Regions from separate parts of the Homo sapiens genome. Here region 2 is linked to region 1. A link is an interaction called in ENCODE POLR2A ChIA-PET data of the cell type or tissue named here. Cell type or tissue: MCF 10A. All regions are shown on one strand.

Region 1 (4,000 bases):
ATGAAATAAATGTTCACTGGAGTGCATGTGTCAGGTAGTAGAGAAACAATGATGAGCCAAAATCTACCCAGGGCTTGCTTTCATGGTAGTCAGGTGAGTGGGAAAATATCTGCAAACCAAACAACCACCTAAATAAATGTGAAGCTGCAAATGTGAAAAGTGCTAGGACACAGAGATCCATCTATTAAGAGAGTATATAATAATAGGGTATTTGACCTGTTCAGGGAAGGAAGGAAACATTTCCTTATTGAAGTCATACTTGAGCTGGATATGTAGGCTGAGTAAGAGTTTATTAAGTGAAAGGCAAAAGGTCATATTCGGAGAGAGGCCCACAAGTGCAAAGGCCCTGTGGTAGGAAAAAGCATGGCAACTAAGGAAGACTGAAAGATTCCAGGGTGGCTGGAGTGTGTGTGCCTGGGTGTGATTGTGTGTGTGTGTGAGAGAGAGAGATAAGGTGTGAGGCTAGAAATATAAGGCTTTCTGGTTGTTTCTCCATTTATCTTAAAAACAGGCATGATGGCTCACAACTGTAATCTTAGCACTTTGGGAGGCCAAGGCAGGCAGATAACTTGACTTCAGGAGTTTGAGACCAGGCTGGGCAATATGGCAAAACCCTATCTCCACAAAAAATTTTTAAAAAATTAGCCAGGTGTGGTGGTGCACACGTGTAGTCCCAGCTACTTTGGAGGCTGAGGTGGGAGGATTGCATGAGCCTGGGAGGTTGAGGCTGGAGTGGGCCGTGATTGCACCACTGCACTCCAGCCTAGGCAACAAAGTAAGACTCTGTTTCTAAATAAATAAATAAATAATACAGTGAATCCATTCAAGAGATTGCAGTCTATGAATGACATGATGATTTTAATGCAGACAGCAGATGGAAGTGAGGCAAGAGTGGAAGAGGGTAAGCCAAGCAGGAGGCTATCGTAGCAGTCATGGTGATCAACAAAAATAGCTGGACTAGTAAATAAAGGAAGAGTGGTGGGAGTGTAATGAAGAAAAAGGGATGGATTGGAAAGTAGTTTAGGTTGTCCAATTGAAAGGAGTTTTTCATAGATTGGATATACAGATGAGGAAGAAAAGGTGACAGAGATGACACTAGAATTTTTGCCTGCAAAGCTTGCTGAAGTGTAGGACTATTCTTTATATAGGAAACTGTGAAAGGCAATCAGATTTGAGGTGGAAGTTTATAACAGATTTAGATGCATTGCAAGGTATATTTTAGACCTTGAAATGGGATGCTAATTTGGATATGCATGTCTGAAGTTTAAATGAGAGGTCTGTCCTGAAGATAGGAATTTATGACTCTATGTAGAGGTAGTTTTGAAAGTCATGAACATGCATGAGGTGGCTGGAGGAGAACTGATCCATGGGGGAGTGATGCTGAATCAGGAACTCCTGGAGGCATCGAGGACACAATGTTAATGATACTCAGTCCCTGGATTGAAAGTACTTGCCACTTAGTGGGCTGAACTTTGATTTATCAGATTCCAAAGCCCACAGTGTTTTAGTGACATCATCCTTTGAGAAAGCAAAGGCTAAACTGAGTAGGAGTCAATGCTGTAGTTCTTGACCTTTAATTTTTTTTTTTTTTCATTTTTAGCTTTGTGGTTTCCTGCCACTGTTTTGGCATGCTTGTTGTTGAGATTGAGAAATAGTAGTGTATATTATATTTGGCAATTATGCTTATAATCTGAAAGTGTTTGTGTAAGCTTAGGAGGTGTAAACTTTTTACTTCGCAAACAGGGAAACAGAGATCCAGGCAGGGCCAGGGGTGTTTTGGGTGAGATCACCAAAGGCCCAGAAATAAAGAGTAGAATCCATGACATCTCAACTCCAGAAGTACTTTCCGTGCCTCTGAAACATGATGCTTCACTTACTTAGGTTTTGATTTTTTTTTTTTTTCACAAGACTAGTTAGAAAAAGAAGTTGGTATTGCTGTCCCAGATGGACTCCTGATCTGTCCAGGTGCTCTAGATCCTGACCATCCTACTAATCATTAGTACCAGAAACATCAGGATCAATCATCACATTTGCAAACTAAAAACAGTGAAGGTGGAAATTGCAAATCACTTCCAATCCAATAGCATGCCGTCCATGGTAATAGAAATGAACCACGACAGGACTGGTTTACAGTAGTTGAGAAGACAAATTTTCAGAAGCAAATATTGGCCTAAAGAAACTTCCAGGAATTAGGGGTTCTCCAAAATAATTTGTATTCAAGGGTGATATGATTTTTAAAAGTTATTTGTTTGAACAAGGAGCATTTCCATTTGGAAAAAATATTCAAACAACACAGGAAGTACCCAGTGAAAAGAAGCCTCCATTACAGCACTGCTCCCCAGAGCCGGGTCTCCTTCCTCTGAGGCAACAACTGTTACTAGTATTTTTGCTTATTTATCTAGAGATACTCTATGTATATCTCCCTTTTATAAACAAATGGCAGCTTGTGATGCATGGTGCTTTTTGCCTTGTTTTTTCTGTAGGACATAATTCCATACCTGTATATACAGATCTGCCTTGCTCTCTTTGGTGGCTTCAGAATACTTCATTGCAAGTGTCCCCTAACTTTTTGAACCAGTCTTCTACCAATGGATATTTAGGTTGTTTCTAATCTTCAGCAATTAAAACAGTGATGAAAGGAATATCCTTTTATCATCTTTACATATGTAAGTATATCTATAGGAGAAATTTCTAGATGTGTGATTGATGGGTGAAAGGGCATATATGTATTCACAACTTTGATAGAGATTAGAAATATTCCTTTAAAGATGTTGAATTAATTTTTACTCCCATAAAACATATATGAGAGTGCTTGTTTCTCCCAACCACTTGTCAAATTATCATTTGGTCCTTTCCCTAAAATGGGAAATGCCTTTAATGATTTTTAAGCTATCTGTTTTGCCCCAACTTCTTGCTTGCTCAGGAATCAGAAGGTTTCTAGATTCTGCTCTTATGGCTACTCAGAGAGATTTAAGAATATCTTAGTTCTCTCTTTGGCAACTGACCTAACTTTTATGCAACAAAGAAGGGAGAAGAGAGTTAACATTCATTGGATGGTCTCAAATGTTTGGTATTCATTTAGCTAATACTTGTTGAACACCTACTCTGTGGGCTCTGTTTTAGGTTCTAGGCATTTATCAGAGAACAATGCGGACATAGACTCCTGACCTCTAGGACCTTACATTCTAGCAGGGGAATGAGACATTAAAAAATATGATAAACACTCAAATTAGAAGGTGGTAAATGTGGAAATACAAAAAAAGTAGAATAATATAATGGAGATTAGAAGAACAAGAGGCAAATAAATTTAGGGGATTAGGTAGGATGGCCAGGGTGATCCTCATTGAGAAGGTAATACTTGATTAAGGACTTGATGGTGTTGGGAAGTCAGCCAAGAGATAGCTGAGAGAAGAGCCTTCCATGCAGAGATTATAGGCAGAATGAAAGCTCGAAGGTGAGTGTGTGCTTGAGGCTTCCAGTGTGACTGGTGTGAGTGGGAGTGAGGGAGGGAGAGAGAGAAAGGGAGAAAAGGAGATAGAGATTTGATAAAGCCTTACAGGGCATTCATTCAGTGAGGCTGAAATGCAGCAGTACTGCAAGGTTTTGAGCACAATAAAGACAATGATCTGATACATGTTTCAAAAAGTAAAGACTTTTCTTTTTTGAGACAGAGTCTCACTCTGTTGTCTAGGCTGGAGTATAGTGGCATGATCTCAGCTCACTGCATCCTCTGCCTCTCGGGTTCAAGGAATTCTCCTGCCTCATCCTCCACGTAGCTGGGATTACAGGTGTGTGCAACCACGTCTGGCTACTTTTTGTATTTTTAGTAGAGATGGGGTTTTGGCATGTTGGCCAAGCTGGTCTCGAACTTCTGACCTTAGGTGATCCACCTGCCTCCGCCTCCCAAAGTGCTGGGGTTACAGGCGTGAGCCACCACTCCTGGCCTCACAAAGTATGACTTTGAATGCTGTGTTGAATAATAAATATGACAAGATTCCCT
Region 2 (4,000 bases), 59 kb before region 1:
TGGACCACTGATTTTGCCCTTTGACCCTGCACAATGACCTTTGCATCAGCCAAACTCATTGCCATGACAACTCTTTGTACTGTGTCCGTGCCACAGATCTGTTGGTCACATTGTTAATAGTAAAGGGGACAAGTTGGAGACGGTCAATTTTTACATTTTTTGTTGCAATTTTTTCTTCAATGGTTGTAAGTAGTTTTTTTTTTTTTTTAATAATAAAAGGGTTCACTAGTTAATACTCTAGAAATATCTGTGTGTTGCAATTCAAATGTATGTTGAGATTGTGAAAAGCGCTTCAGTGCCACTAGCTTACCGGTACACTAGACTAAGCCCTTGATGACTTATTGCATGATACAGTACCAGGAACAACAGGTGGCCTAAATACATGAAAAGCAGTGTAAGCTAGTGACACTAAAGCCAGTCTTGTATTACTGTATTTTTGACAGAATGGTTTTGAAAACTGTGCTACAGGGACTGATGTGGCAAATATATCTCTTTATGCAGAAGGAAGTCTTTTTTTTTCTTTTTTTTTTTTTTAAGAAGTATGGCTTTTTATGCATCCTTCATCGAGGGCATTGAAGTTGCATGGACTGATAAAAGTTGATGCAAAACAAGAAAGAAACAAACAAAAAAAAAAAACCAGCAAAATGTTTACCAAAAAACTCAAACAAATGAGCAGTGCCTGTTCAATTTCACAGTCTCTGTTGAGTTCAGTTGTAAATATGTTTCAAATGACATTTTCTTGGGAAAAAAAATCTCTACAACATTGTAGAATGTGAGGGGTAACTACATCCCAGGCATAGGTTTCTCAAAGCTGCAGTAGATTATGTCTTCATCAAGCTGTTAATTTGTGCTTATATCATATAGAACTTTTAGCATCCTGGGAAGAGCTGCCCCCACCTCAATGATATTTCTCTGAGAACAACTTTTGTAGGACTGTGTGTTTCTTTAGATACATTTAGTACAACTGTAGGTGACGAGTAGTCAGTTATTGCTTGCTAGCTACACACCAGGGTTGATCCATTTTAAAACTTTTGGCATTTTGTCCTCATGGGCCATAAATACAGAACCTTGTATTTTAATTAAATTTTTTTACAAAAGGAGGCACATGCACAATCTCCATGTAACAAACCTTTAGCAGTAGGATGTATTATACGACAGTTACTTAATTTCTAGAGTTCAGGCCTCTGGGATCAACCCCAGACTGGGCCAGAATGTTAGTGAAGGTTTTATTGTGCCCGGTTGGAGGATAACGTTCTTTGGGTACTTTTTGTGGGTTGCAAATGAACTCAATTGCCACAAGTTTTAAACTGGTGTAAATCAAGCTTGACTTAATGTGATTGTTACTGTTATATCCAGCCTATACTGCTAGCAGCTGCTCATACTGCAGTCAATTACTGGAAGCGGATATATTTCCTATGCAAAAACTGTTTAAACAATAAAATGAGCTATGCTACAGACTCTGGCCTCATGTTTTATTTTTCTCCTCATCGTCTCCTTGCTGTTCTGCCTACATTAATGTTGGGTCAGTAGTGTCCCAGAAATTGATCTTGGCCCTTAACTTTGGGGGTTTTGTAGCACTGATTTAATTATTAGCATCTGGGATAGTTAATATTTCAGTTCAATATTTAACCGTATATCTGTGTATATCTATATAATCCTTCCTTGCAGTTCCTAATAAATACAGTCATCCCAAGCTTTCTAAACAATGACAGTAAAAAAAAAAAAAAAGAAAGTGCAGTTATAGAATCGCAGACCTCACTCTCTGAGAAAGGCCTTTGAGCAATACGTTGAAGACGATGTGTGCCATGATGACTGGACTGTGGTCTCTGTGAGAGAAAAACCACAGGGCATCAAACACTGAACAGAAAAGGTAAGCCCCGGGGACACCCTGTGGCTGTGGGTTTAGTGGTTACATGAATACTGCAGGAGAGCAATTTCTTCCTGCAAATGCCTGAAAAGGAGCAGCATCTTGTGTTTCCAAGAAGCAGTGCTACTTTTCAACACAAGCAGGGGTGATGTTCCCTTTTCACAGGGAGACATACACAAGGGCTAAAACCGAGGACCGGGTCCCAAATCCAGCCTCACTGAAAGCAGCATTTCTGAATGGAGTCAGCTGGAGTTCAATAATAGCTAATTGAAAAGGAATGAGCTTAAATGGTTTTGTGATCCATCTGAGTGATGTGCATAAATGAAGCAAAAATAATGCAAGCTTCATTGAAAATAGAGATAAAAATGCCTGGAATTTGACTATCCCAACCAAAGACTTGCTGAGACAGATCTGACTGCCTGATCCGACCAACTCTGATTTGTGGCTGAGGTTTCTTTCATGTCCCCAAACCACCCTGGTTTCCACCACTGTGTGTGGAGTCGTATGGAAATTGATGGACTATAATATCCTGGAAAAAAAAAATTGGAGAATCCTGGAAGTATGAGACAGTAATTGGATTTCTTAGAAAATGAAGACATTTCTTAAGAAATGTTTGAGAATATTATCATTGAAATAAAACTTTTACCTATAGAGAGATTTTTGCCTTTTTAAAAACGTTTGGCTCTATTGGCAGAGATCAAGATTTAGGCTGAGGCGGATGGATTGCTTGAGCCCAGGAGTTCAAGACCAGCCTGGGCAACATGGTGACACTCCCATCTCTACAAAACATACAAAAATTAGCCAGGCATGGTGGTACATGTCTGTTTTTCCAGCTACTCAGGAGGCTGAGGTGAAAGGATCACCTGAGCCTGGGAGGTTGAGGCTGCAGTGAGCCATGATCTTGCCGCTGCACTCCAGCGCCTGGGTGACAGAGCAAGACCTTGTCTCAAAAAAAAAAAAAAAAAAAAAAAAAAAAAAAAAAAAAAAAAAGATATTTAGGGATCAAAGAAAGATGGCAGTTACAAAGGAAGAATACACAGGAACAATTGAAGGCCCATGCCTTAAGTTAAACTGCCTGATTTCAAATTCTGAAAATACCCTGACTAGCTGTGTAGCAAATAAATAAACTTTACCTCAGTTCTCTCATCTGTAAAATTAGATATTAATGACAGTACCTGTCTCATTAGACTATTAAGAGGATAAATAAGATTGCACATGTAAAGCCTTTATCACAGTGTCTGGTACATGTTATTAGGCAATGTGATACATATATGAGTCAGGAATGAATGGATTCATTCGTTTTTTTTGGGGGTAAGAACATAAAGGCATGAATTATTTTTATTGGCCATTTTTGTTTTGTTTTGTTTTACTGTGATTAAAAAATAATTGAATGGCTACTGTTCAGAGATCATGACTTCCTTTCCCTTTTAGCTTTAACTCTGTGTCAGCCAGCAGAATTTTCCTGACAGGTATTCCAGCAGACTTCTTCCAAGACACCGTTTCTGAAACTGCATGCCCATACGTGGTCTTACTTTCCCTTCTTTCCCTTCAGATGTTGTCAGTATTTTTCTTTGTGAAGAGAGAAAAGCATTGATTTCTCAAGTGTATTAATTCTCCAAGTAGTTTTATTTTATAGGAGACACTTAGGATTTGCAAGGAATAGACGTGTATTCAAATGGAGAAAGTCATGGGTATTAAACCGAAGCAGCTGGGGAAGAGGAATTGCAAGGCAAGAGGGCAGTGGCTCACCTCCCTTCCCTTCCCTGACACTCCATTCTCCCCTCCAAGGTGAGGACTGGATAAGGATGTGGAATCTACAATGGACTGGGAGAGACTGGATAAGCTGAGATATGAACTTTCCAAACTTCACACCAAGGAGCCCCACCGAGTCTTTACAGGACACACCAGCTGTTCCCACCGAGAAAGGAAACAAAACTTTTTTTGTTTGTTTGTTTCTTTCAGGATACCTCCCTCTGTGGAATCCCCTCTTCTGCATTGTCTTTCACTCCTCTTTCATCAGGTCACAAATGCCACTATTCCATCCTTAGTCCTTTGTCCAAAATTGCCATTTTCACTCTGAGTTGGCATCTACGATGATGCTCACACTATCTCTTGTTCCGAAGTGGTCCTTTC

Evidence for each region. Peaks named below come from ENCODE experiments on the same cell type or tissue, not always from the same donor. Only the 100,000 strongest peaks of a DNase experiment are listed, where the experiment ranks them.
Region 2: POLR2A ChIA-PET joins it to region 1 with 5 read pairs; 3 of 35 experiments call an interaction of 5 or more read pairs at or near these places.

Annotation. Positions count from the first base shown.
Region 1 is chr9:14,019,839-14,023,838 of GRCh38, reverse strand. LOC101929507 (a long non-coding RNA gene) reads left to right here and starts at 3,747. Exons shown (of 8, transcript XR_001746621.2): 1 at 3,747-3,788. In MCF 10A, no CTCF peak of the experiment used is centred here; a DNase peak (open chromatin) is centred at 1,608.
Region 2 is chr9:14,079,305-14,083,304 of GRCh38, reverse strand. It overlaps NFIB (nuclear factor I B), which reads left to right. Exons shown (of 11, transcript NM_001190737.2): 11 at 1-1,457. Among named protein-coding and RNA genes, the nearest start is that of LINC00583, 150 kb to the right of the region's middle. In MCF 10A, no CTCF peak of the experiment used is centred here; no DNase peak of the experiment used is centred here.